Linked DNA regions of Homo sapiens: regions 1, 3 and 4 are each linked to region 2. Evidence: chromatin contacts called from ENCODE Hi-C or POLR2A ChIA-PET data. All regions are on one chromosome and are shown on one strand. Each heading gives the region's core, a stretch centred on a gene start or an enhancer-like site at or near the end of the contact. The rest is flanking DNA. Distances are from core to core; before and after follow the strand shown.

Region 1 (2,814 bases), core at 7-2,506, 180 kb before region 2:
GAAAAATGACTTTGTAGCTGGGCACAGTGGCTCACGCTTGTAATCTCAGCACTTTGGGAGGCCAAGGCAGGCAGATCGCCTGAGGTCAAGAGTTCGTGACCAGCCTGACCAACAAGGAGAAATCCCATCTCTGCTAAAAATACAAAATTAGCCAGGCGTGGTGGTGTATGCCTGTAATCCCAGCTACTCGGGAGGCTGAGGCAGGAGAATCACTTGAACCTGGGAGGTGGAGGTTGCAGCGAGCCAGATTGCTCCATTGCACTCCAGCCTGGGCAACAAGAGCGAAACTCCATCTCAAAAAAAAAAAAGAAAAAAGAAAAAGAAAAATGACTTTGTATGCAGGTGTGTGTCTTATAGAAGCCTTGTCTTATGCAGGCATTCTACCCTATATTAGTGACTAATGAGTGTGAGTAAATGACTTGTTTCTACAAAGGATTCTAGGTGCTTACATCATTCATCTTGTCTGGCATGAAGGAGTCTTTAGCCCCAGGGAACGGGTAAGATAGCATCCTGATGATTAACTTTCTTTAAACTTGGTTTTATCAGTAACGTCATTGTTACTGATTGTTACTCACCTACAGGTGAGGAGTAGATTACATATGCAACAGATCTTTCTTTTTTAGACAATTCATGGCAGCCAGGAGAGAAATAAAGCTGTATCTTTATTAAATATGTAAATTATTCCTCCACTCATACTGGCTTAGCTCCTCTTCCTCTTCCTTTTAATGAGAGCAGTTTAAATTAGAGCTGCTTGGCGTATGGCAGCCAGGCCTGGGATGAGTGTTTTGTCTCGGGGGATGGAGAGGGATCATTAAAAGTTATCTATGTATTTTTTATCTTTGACCCTACTGTCTTAAGATAATCTTAAAAAGAGAAGTTGACTGTAAATATTGTTTAGCCCCACCCCATCCTTGCAAAAGAAATCAAAAAATAAAACACAGATCCCAAATAAGTATTTTTAAGAGACTTGGACAAACATATGCTTTCTGCTCCTATGCTCCCTCTTTTGGCAAACTGGAAGTACTTTCTTGGCAAACATCGATATTTTCACAATTTCCTTTCCAGAATTGCTGAGAGGCTTGAGTCACCAAACTTGGTTTACTGCTATGGAAATTCACTATTCCGAGCACAGGAAGAAATTAAAGATTTTTGTTTTTCGGTGAAAGTATGTGTTTACACCTCAGTTCAGAGTGTAACAGCAGGTTCCTGGCTTGGCTGCTTAATGCTGCATGCGATATCCTGGTAAACAGTCATAGAATTTTGGAGCTTGAAAGGAACCTCAGAATGATTCATATAATCATTTATTAGATCAGGAGCTTTGAGGGATCTCTTCCAACCTCTCTCCAGTGTGGAAATCAGTTCTGTAGCGCATGTAGCGAATCACTTTCCAGCCATAGTAGTGTACCCGCAATGCGGCTCACTCCTCATGAGGGAGCCTGTTTCATTGTTAGAGCACAACCTAATTAAGTTATTGGTTCTGAAACTGAAGCAGACTTACAAAGGACTTTTTATGAACTTCAGTTATGCAAAGCAAGATTTAACAAATTTTATTCCCTGAAGCTCTAATCACGACCATGATCATGAGTGATTCAAGCAAATAACCTGGTACTGAGCACTCCATTTGTACCAGGCACTGTCCTAAATGCTTTATATGTGTAGAACTAACATAACTCTCACAATAACCTTATGAGGCAGCTGCAATTATCCGCATTTTATAGATAAGGGAACTGAAGCACAGAGAGACTTTCACAATATTATACAACTAATGATTGTGGCAGAGCCAGGATCCAAAACCTGTGCTCTTAAGTACTTATATTGCAGTGTGACCCATGTATATACCTATTGTATATAAGCAAACAGATTGATGTCTGTTTATGAGTTATGGTATGAAATAATTTTTAGTGCTTATTATAAAATTATAGTACCTTTTTTTAAAAAATGTGTTTGCTTACTATACCTAAAGAATAAACTTTACTAAATGGTTAAAAGTAACCTCAACCAACCAGATGAGGGAATTATACTGAAAATAAATGTTCAGTAAATGAATGAAAGAAATGAGTAGTAGTTTTAAATACAGAGCAAACTGAAACTTTATAGGGTTATCATTTAAATCTATCTGTGTGTTAAAATCATGCATGTCTCCAATTGCTGGACATTTAGATCAACTCCAGTTTTTCACTTTATGAACAATGCTGGAATGAAACTTAAAGATTGAAATACAGCTGGGTGGCCAGGCACGGTGGCTCACGCTTGTAATCTCAGCACTTTGGGAGGCTGAGGTGGGCGGATCATGAGGTCAGAAGTTCCAGACCAGCCTGACCAACCCAGTGAAACCCCATCTCTACTAAAAACACAAAAATTAGCTGGGCGTGGTGGCAGGTGCCTATAATCCCAGCTACTTGGGAGGCTAAGGCAGGAGAATCTTGAACCCAGGAGGCCTCCGCCTGGGTTGCAGTGAGTCGAGGTCACACCACTGCACTCCAGCTTGGGCGACAGAGCTAGACTCCGTCTGGAGAAAAAAAAAAAAAGAAAGAAAGAAATACAGCTGGGTGTGGTGCTCATGCCTTATCCTAGCACTTCGGGAGGCTACGGCAAGAGAATCACTTGAGCCCAGGAATTTGAGGCCAGCCTGGCCAACATGGTGAAACCCTGTCTCTACTAAAAATACAAAAAATTAGCCGAGTGTGGTGGTGCACGCCTGTAGTCCCAGCTACTTGGGAGGCTGAGGCAGGAGAACCGCTTGAACCCTGGAGGCAGAGGTTGCAGTGAACCAAGATTGTGCCACTGCACTCCAGTCTGGGTGACAGAGCGAGA
Region 2 (2,836 bases), core at 155-2,654:
GAAAGAATTTTCATAAGTGCAATAAAGGATTTTTTTTTTTTTTTGAGACGGAGTCTCGCTCTGTCGTCCAGGCTGGAGTGCAGTGGTGCTACTTCGGCTCACTGCAAGCTCCGCCTCCCGGGTTCACGTTATTCTTCTGCCTCAGCCTCCCGAGTAGCTGGGACTACAGGCGCCCGCCACCACGCCTGGCTAAATTTTTTTGGTATTTTTTAAGCAGAGACGGGGTTACACTGTGTTAGCCAGGATGATCTCGATCTCCTGACCTCGTGATCCGCCCGCCTCGGCCTCCCAAAGTGCTGGGATTACAGGCATGAGCCACTACGCCCGGCCAATAAAGGATATTAAGCAGGAGAGGGACATGCACTCAAGGATGGAATCAGCTCAGTGCTTCAAGGAAACATGAAAGGCGCCACGCCCACCCATTAATGGAGTCTCCCGTTTCCTTTTTTTGAGACAGGCAGTCGTTCTGTCGCCCACGGTAAAGGACAATGATGCGATCACGGCTCACTGCAGCCTCGACCTCCTGGGTTCAAGCGATCCTCCTGCCTCAGCCTCCCGAGTAGCTGGGACCGCAGGCACGCACCATCACGCCCGGCTAATTGTTTAATTTTTACTTTTCGTAGAGGCAGGGTCTCCCTATGTTGCCCAGGTTGGTCTTGAACTCCTGGGCTCAAGCGATCCTCCCGCCTCGGCCTCCCAAAGGGCTCGTATTAGAGGCGTGAGCCACCGCGCCCGGCCCCGTTTTCAGGGGTTTCCCAAGGCCAGAAAGTGGACCCTCCTGATACACTTAACGGGGGGACCAATCTCAGATGCGGGGGCTAGCGCATAAAAACCAGGAGGCTGGGTCCCTGAGCTGCAGCGAGAGAAAAAAACGTTCTTCTGGAAGGAGCCGAGAGGGAAGGATTCAGCCTAGCGATGTGACAGTCGCGCTGCCCCGCGACAGGTGCCTCAGGAAACCCTCGCCTGGGTCGTCCTCAGAGCCTCTGCCTTCTATGTCTCCAAGCCGCCGCTCGCCACATCCCCGCGGGACTTGACGCCGGCACCCAGTGAACCCAACTTGCGCTCCGAAGTCTGCTCCGCTCCAGGACGCCCTCGCAGACCCCGGAGCCTCCGCTGGCGCCGGCGGCCGCTCCTTCCCGCCTGTTCCCACGTGCCCTGAGCCCCCGCTCCCAGACCGCCGCCGCTTTCTCCTCAGCCCCAGGCAGCTACCCGCCTCAACTCACGGGTTGTTATTACTCATTGTAAGTAACAAGCTGCTGAGGAGCCGCACGTTGGAGTGCAGCCCCGCGGCCGCCATGTCCCGCACGTGGTCTATCACATTCATCCTGCTCTGCAAAGCCGCGGGCAGCGGCGGCAGCACTGACTCGAAAAGCCGGTAGAGGATCCTTAGGGAAGACTCCAAAATGGCGGCGTCGCCGGGGTCCATCGGGTCCACACGCGGCACCACCCCCAAGCAAGAGGTAACTACTGAAGTGCCCGAATAAAAAGAAACTCGAGTCCCTGCTCCTGTCGTGGTCCTTTTCAGGTGAAATGAGTTGTTATTTTTACGCAAAAATCACGTTATCATCCTAAACTGCAAACTTTACTGAGGATTTACAATGAGACAAAAGGCACCTTATAAGACTACTCGGTCAATTTGAATGAGTCTGAGAGGAATTTGTGCCTCTCAGAAATTAAAATGTGTGGGTATTTACCGAAATAAAATACAGTAAGGTGAGGAAAAACGCTCCAACTGGAATTAAATATTCTAATCGGGCGCCAGGGACAGACCTAACGGCCTTTACAGTGGCGCATGCGCACCAGGCTAGGGCCGCCGCGCCCCTCCTCAGGTGTTTTGTGTTCCTGCCAAGTCAGGCTTCGGCCCTGGGGGAACTCCTTGGTTCGAGGGGTATATTTCCCCATGTAAAATTATTCCCTAGATCCGTGGAAATAAAGGCTGGATCCAGGAATTAGCTGATACCCATATAAACCAGTATGTGTCTGGCACACTTAACGTTTTAGGAAAGTTTTACACAAGTTATTGGGACGCTCACAACAATCCATAAAGTTGAAGTTGTCATTCCCTTCCCACAAGGGAAGAAACTGCCTGCTTAAATTTTGTGCTCAGGTTGTTAAATGGTTGACTTGGAATCAGATCGACTGGTTAATTATGTTGGATCGCAAACTCAAATGTATACAGGGACCAGGGAGGTAACTGAGCCAATGAGGCAGTTTAGGTCGTTGAGTCAGAGTCCGAATATTCTCCACAGTCATCCTCTCAGATCTAGCCTATCGCTCCTTTCTTAAAGGAGACAGTCGTTTTGGTCTAGATTTTGTTTTCATTTGATTTTTACAGTAGTAGATGCAAAAAAAATGCTCTGAAAAAATCACAGTGTATCTTCATCAGCAACTTTTTCAGCTCTTAACATTTTGTCACAGTTGAAGCTCCTGTAGATCCTTTTCCCATCTCATCCCCTACTCTAGTTTCCTGGATGTGTGAGACCTTCTATTTGATTTTGGTGGGCATCATCACTGTGAACTTTTCTTTTTTCTTTTTTTCGAGACGGAGTTTTGCTCTTGTCGCCCAGGCTGGAGTGCAAAATCTCAGCTCACTGCAACCTCTGTCACCCGGGTTCAAGGAATTCTCCCTGCCTCAGCTTCCCGAGTAGCTGGGATTACAGGCGCCTGCCACCACTGTCATGTGCGTCCGTGTGAAGAGACCACCAAACAGGCTTTGTGTGAGCAACAAGGCTGTTTGTTTCACCTGGGTGCAGGCAGGATGGTAGCAGCACGAGCCATAGGCAAAACTCCTCAGACACCAAGTTAAAGAAGGAAGGAGTATATTCGGCTGGGAGCA
Region 3 (2,716 bases), core at 99-2,598, 210 kb after region 2:
TTCAGAATGGAGAGGGTTTCCTAAATCGTAGGGTCTCCAGGTCGTTTTGTAGCATTACAGTGGATTTGCTTTGTTTTCCCCTTTAAGATGTCTAAATTATTTTACTTAATTTTTGTAAAAGATTTTTGTCTTTAAATAGGTTCTTAGGCCTGGCGTGGTGGCTCATGCCTGTAATCCTAGCTCTTTGGGAGGCTGAGGCGGGAGGATCACTTGAGGCCAGGAGTTTGTGACTAGCCTGATCAACATAGTGAGACCCCCTCTCTACAAAAAATAATAAAAGGTATTAAGTGTTCATTTGTCCCCTTTATCACAATACAGCAGACAGAAGTTATCTGGCAACCTTGTGAGATGCAGCTAAAATAAAAAGGTGAAGCCAGTGTTGACAGAGTCTGGGATAGAGAAAATTCAGAGACAGTGATCTCACAGATCCCTGTGCTCCTTCCAAACACCCACGTTAGTGGCGTTGGGACGGCGCTTCCTAAATTTCCGTCCAACTCATCTGCTTGCGTCCGGACATTTGTTAAAAATATTTATTCCTGGCTGGGAGTGGTGGCTCACGCCTGTAATCCCAACTACTCAGGACTCAGGAGGCTGGAGCAGGTGGATCACTTGAACCAGGAGTTCGATACCAGTCCGGGCGACGGAGGGAGACCTCGTCTTTACAAAAAAAAAAAAAAAAAAAAAAAAATACAAAAATTAGCTGGGTATGGTGGCGCGCGCCTGAGTTCCCAGCTACTCAGGAGGCTGAAGTGGGAGGATTGCTTGAGTCCCAGAGGTCGAGGCTGCAGTGAGCCGAGATCGCGCTACTGCACTCCAGCCTGGGCGACAGAGTGAGACCCTGTCTCAAAAAAAATCCCCCAAAAACTGATTCCTGGGTCCTGCCCTAGACTAACTGACTCAGGATCTCCTGAGGTGGTACCTGGAAATCCGTCTTTTTTTTTTTTTTTTTTTTTTTTGGTTGAGACAGAGTGTCACACTGTCGCCCAGGCTGGAGTGCAGTGGCACGCTCACGGCTCTCTGTAGCCTTCACCTCCCGGGTTCAAGCGATTCTTCTGCCTCAGCCTCCCGAGTAGCTGGAACTACAGAAAATCTGCATTTTTTAAGCAAGCGCCGCGGACCGGTTGGAAACCACAGCCGGGATTTACACGCCCCTCGTTTACGCCAGCTTCACACCCGCTCACTAGTGCTCGCCCCTGTGCCTGCCATCGCTGCCTCACCCAGGCGCCGCCCTCCGGCCTCATCCGGGATCCGCCCCCTGCCTCATCCAGGCTTCGCCCCAGTCAGTCTCCGGCAGCTTCTCGCGGCTTCGCAAGCCCCTTCCCGTGATGCCCCGCGCCTGGCTGTCGCGGTTGCCGGGCAACGCGCTGTCCATGTCGCGGGCCTCGCTGGGACTCCCTGGGAGATGAGGCCGCGAGGTCTCCCGCCGCTCCTGGTGGTGCTCCTGGGCTGCTGGGCCTCCGTGAGCGCCCAGACCGATGCCACCCCGGCGGTGACGACAGAGGGCCTCAACTCCACCGAGGCAGCCCTGGCCACCTTCGGAACTTTCCCGTCGACCAGGCCCCCCGGGACTCCCAGGGCTCCAGGGCCCTCCTCCGGCCCCAGGCCTACCCCAGTCACGGACGGTGGGTACCATGTGCCAGCTCCTGGAGTCCACAGTGATCCAACCTCAAGGGGACAGCCCCGGTGAGGACGTAATAATGATAGCTAACTCTTATTGAGCACTTACTGTGTGCAGACACTGCTGAGTGTTCCATAAACGTCCATTCTCTAAACAATAACCCTGAGAAGTAGCTGTTACTATCACTGTCAGGTAAATGAGAAAACCGGGTCTCAGAGTTTAAGTGGAACGGTATCAAACCTTTGAAAATACTTGAAGTGGTCCCAGACAACAGTGATGCAAAGAGCAATAATGAATTCTTGCAGCCCAAGACGAAATTAAGTCGAGACAATGGTGGAAATTAGTGCCTTGGCTGCACTGAACTTTCACTTAAAGAGAGGCCAAAGGTCTATCTTACTAAATGTGACTATGTTAAGACCCTTCTCTGTTGACCTGAATTCTAAAAACCCAGGATTCCTCCTGTGTTGAATTGGAGGTGGAAAGCTATTGAGGGAGGGGTTATGCTCACTTCTTAGGAGTCATATGTAGGGATAATTAACATTTTTTTCAGAAAATGATTAATTCTAGAATTACACATTTAGTGGAAATATTTTATAATCTAATTTGACGTTTGGCTGGCGCCGTGGCTCACGCCTGTAATCCCAGCACTTTGGGAGGTCAACTCGGGTGGATTGCTTGAGGTAGGAGTTCAAGATCAGTCTGGTCAAAATGGCGAAACCCAGTCTCTACTAAAAATAGAAAAAATAGCCGGGCATGGTGTAATCCTAGCTACTCGGGAGGCTGAGGCAGGAGACTCGCTTGAACCCAGGAGGCAGAGGTTGCAGTAATTACCACTGCACTCCAGACTGGGCGACAGAGCAAGACTGTCTCAAAAAAAAAAATTGACATGGATGACTTCACTGAATGACTGTGACCCGCTAAGATTGAGTGCAAAACTTTGTGAATATGCCTTTTCCTGAGATGAGAGTTCATAGCAGCCGATTCTTAAAGTGGTTCATGATCTCAAAAAAAGTTTTTAAAATTTTCCGATTGTGTGAATTGAGAGTAACCCCAATAGATATGCAGTACTTTTAATCTTTTTTTATTCTTTTTTTGTTT
Region 4 (3,004 bases), core at 63-2,562, 240 kb before region 2:
AAGCTACTCTTGTCCAAACCTCATTTTTGGCTTTGAAAAGTTATTGAATCCATACTGTTACAAATTGGCAGTGAACCTTCACTGTGCCAAACAAATGAATTGCTCCCATAGTACCACTTTTCTCTGTGGTACTTCAGGTTGTACCCTCCCAATGTGCCTTTTAGCTTGCTGGGGAAGTAGTAGATTCAGGAAGTCAACATGTGATTGAAAAATTCCCTTGGCTTTTAACATCCACTTCCAAATTGGTTTAAGACATGGGAGTGTTTTAAATGATATCTGGAAGTCAACAGTGTATGCTTCATGACATCTTTGCTGTCTAGAGAAAAAAATAAAAGATCAATTATGCAGCAGTTTCGCTTTACAAGAGACTATGCCACCTCCTAGCATTTTTATCTTTTCTTAAGAAAATGCTGCCTAAATCACAGGAAATACTAATTGTTATGGCCGTATTTGGCATAAATAGTACTTACAATTCAGTGTTAGATGTTCCCTCTATGCAAATGTGAGGGAAAAAACCTAGTGCCAGGTTATTAGCCTTTATTTTTGAGAAATCATGGTGAATAGGAGACGGATCCAATGACAGGGAAAAAAAAAAGCAGTCTTTTTTTTTAAGGGGAAAAAGATGTCATCATTTGGAAATGATAACTTAATTTTTGAACAATGTCTGGTCGGAAAAGAACAAATCAAGTAAGGTATTTGGCAGTTACCTAAAAGAACAGAAGGTATCGGGGAACATTAAGCATAATTTTATAAAGAACAAATCTTGGTATACCAGTTTTATTTTCTACTATGATAAAGTGATAGGCCATATGGACAAAAGAGAAGAAGTTTCTTATATTTAAAATTATATAATACAGCTGGAGGTATAATTCACTGAGGTGCCTGATTTAGTATCACATGGTTCACTGAGGTTTCTGGTTTGATATCACATAGTAATCTCCAAAAAATCATGTCCTTTGCCCCCCATCTGTTAAACAGTTGGTGAGAAGGTATTGATAATTAGTGGCATGGTGTTTGGAAAGAACACTATGCCAGGAATCACATGCAAAATGAGGAAAGGGGGACTCACATTTATTGAGCACTTTTTATACAAAGCTCTGTTCCAGGTACTTTGCAAATAGATACTTTTTTACTTCTTGTAAAAGGTGTTGTTACCATTTCCCTGTCACAGTTGAGTGATGCTCGAGGAGATTGCAGTTTCACACAGCTAGTAAGTGGCCAAGCTAAGACCCAGGACCTCTCTAAGATCTGTTGACCTTGAAGAAATTACTCGACCTCCCTGAGGCTTCTCTATCTGTAAAATGGGGCTGATTGCTCTTTATTATCTCTAGGAAAGGCACATGAAATAATAGGTGCTAAAGCTTCTGAGAAACTCAAAGGCTCAGTCAACATATAACACCTGGCATCTGAAAGTAATCATTTGCATGGGTGGTATGTTAACTATGTGTGTCAGAGGCAGCATGGTGGAGTGGTTAAGAGTGGCTCTAGAACTTGGTTGTTTGAGTGCAAATCCTGGTTTTGCCGTTTACCAGCTGGATGACCTTGGACGAGTTCCTTACCCTCTTTATACTCAGCTGTAAAATGTGAATGTTTGTAGTATGTAACTCCTAGAATTATTTTGAGGATTAATTGAACATGCTTAGAACAGCACTAGGCACATAGTAAATGCTGTGTGTTAGTTCTTAGTATTTGTATATTTTTGTCAATCACTTGGATGAAGAATTTGAAAGCTAGAAATATAGTTCACAGCTTAAAAGTTGAAACTAGTATTTCCCAGACTGGGAGCAATTTAGTGGAAATAAATATGAAATAGTTTCTGTTTAGGAATAAATAATTTACACAAATTTAAAATGGAATAAGATAGCATTAATGAGAATAATTCTAGCTGCCATTCTCTGAGCAGTTACTGCATGCTCAGTCTTGAGCACTTAAAAAATATAGCTTTAGTAATGGTTATACAACAGCAACATGAATGTACTTAAAGCCACAGAACTGTATACTTAAAAATGGTAAAAGTGGTAAATTTTATGTTATCTCACAATATACCCTAATTCATCCTCTCAGAAAGCCTCTGAAGTAAATATTACCTCCATTTTGTAACTTAAGAAACAGAGAAATTGAAATAATTTTCCCAAAGTTACACAGTTAGCATGTAAGAGACTATTGCCATCCTAATGGCAATATTTTATTGCCATCAAATATGATTCCTAAAATTTACCCATTCCTATAGTGCCTTGGAGATGGCACTATTAGAATGGGTAAATTTTAGGAATCATATTTGACTCTAAAGAGGACTACACTGTGAACAATCATTAATTGGGAAGTGTATATTTGCCAGAAATTATATGACAGCCATTTGTTTGGATGTAAAACTTTATTCCTTGATTGTCGATATGTAGTTATTTGATTGATCTTATCTTGGAAAAATTTAGGAACATAATGTTAATTTGCGTAAATGTAACAAGTTCTAGACATATACAGTGATTTATATTCTTTAGTCATTTTCTTTTTAGAGGTCCATTAGCAGTTTTTAGTTTGGTGGTGAAGTATACATTTTGATGCTTCCTACTGCCATTAAAGTTAATGTTCCAGATGTTACATACTGTCTAAGAGTTTTAGCTCTTCTGATTGCAGATGCTACAGATATTTTTTTCTTTACTAGGCCTTTTTATTGGTATTTCATTGGTTTTCCTTATTAGTAAAAGACGAAGTTTCTGGAAGTACTTCCCCCCCATTGTACTTTATCATTTTAACATTTTATTTTCATAAAGTAAGGCAGTACACAGGAATAAGCACAGGCATGTATTTTTCTCTTATCTGCCAGAGTTCTGACATAAGTAGGAATTGCTTGAACAGTTGAAATGATCTTCTCAGTGATAAAAGATACATTTTCCTACCCATCCAGTCAATCTTGATTTCTTTCCCTTCATACCAGTATTTGAAAGATGATAGAAACTACACTCTATTAAATGACTACATTTAGTTTAGAGATTACACCCTGCTA

Evidence for each region. A loop is a pair of places that touch in the nucleus more often than their neighbours do. ChIA-PET counts read pairs that join two places held with the same protein, here RNA polymerase II (POLR2A). Pooled maps may share reads with other maps.
Region 1: a loop to region 2 is called in a map of mammary epithelial cell, with 2.4 times the contacts of the local background. The contact joins the enhancer-like site here to the promoter of ANAPC7 in region 2. A Hi-C loop is called at or near these places in 1 of 168 maps with a recorded cell type or tissue (mammary epithelial cell) and 1 of 50 pooled maps. POLR2A ChIA-PET finds 5 or more read pairs at or near these places in 2 of 52 experiments (H1 and K562).
Region 3: a pooled map shows a loop between it and region 2 (4-fold over the local background). The contact joins the promoter of TCTN1 here to the promoter of ANAPC7 in region 2. A Hi-C loop is called at or near these places in 7 of 50 pooled maps. POLR2A ChIA-PET finds 5 or more read pairs at or near these places in 3 of 52 experiments (A549, IMR-90 and activated CD4-positive, alpha-beta T cell).
Region 4: a loop to region 2 is called in a pooled map, with 2.5 times the contacts of the local background. The contact joins the enhancer-like site here to the promoter of ANAPC7 in region 2. A Hi-C loop is called at or near these places in 1 of 50 pooled maps. POLR2A ChIA-PET finds 5 or more read pairs at or near these places in 3 of 52 experiments (Caco-2, OCI-LY7 and activated naive CD8-positive, alpha-beta T cell).

Annotation. Positions count from the first base shown.
Region 1 is chr12:110,223,460-110,226,273 of GRCh38, forward strand. No RefSeq gene overlaps it. Among named protein-coding and RNA genes, the nearest start is that of ATP2A2, 56 kb to the right of the region's middle. RefSeq lists an enhancer at 287-787. Within about 2 kb of position 1,257, at least 14 of the 41 ENCODE cell types and tissues checked have a DNase peak (open chromatin) inside an H3K27ac peak, as active enhancers do; they include mammary epithelial cell, where a contact is called at or near this core.
Region 2 is chr12:110,402,304-110,405,139 of GRCh38, forward strand. It overlaps ANAPC7 (anaphase promoting complex subunit 7), which reads right to left and starts at 1,405. Exons shown (of 11, transcript NM_016238.3): 1 at 1,224-1,405. The coding sequence starts at 1,324.
Region 3 is chr12:110,612,781-110,615,496 of GRCh38, forward strand. TCTN1 (tectonic family member 1) reads left to right here and starts at 1,349. Exons shown (of 15, transcript NM_001082538.3): 1 at 1,349-1,622. The coding sequence starts at 1,403. RefSeq lists an enhancer at 1,626-1,675.
Region 4 is chr12:110,164,504-110,167,507 of GRCh38, forward strand. All of the region lies in intron 11 of IFT81 (intraflagellar transport 81), which reads left to right. Among named protein-coding and RNA genes, the nearest start is that of IFT81, 42 kb to the left of the region's middle. Within about 2 kb of position 1,313, at least 2 of the 41 ENCODE cell types and tissues checked have a DNase peak (open chromatin) inside an H3K27ac peak, as active enhancers do; they include OCI-LY7, where a contact is called at or near this core.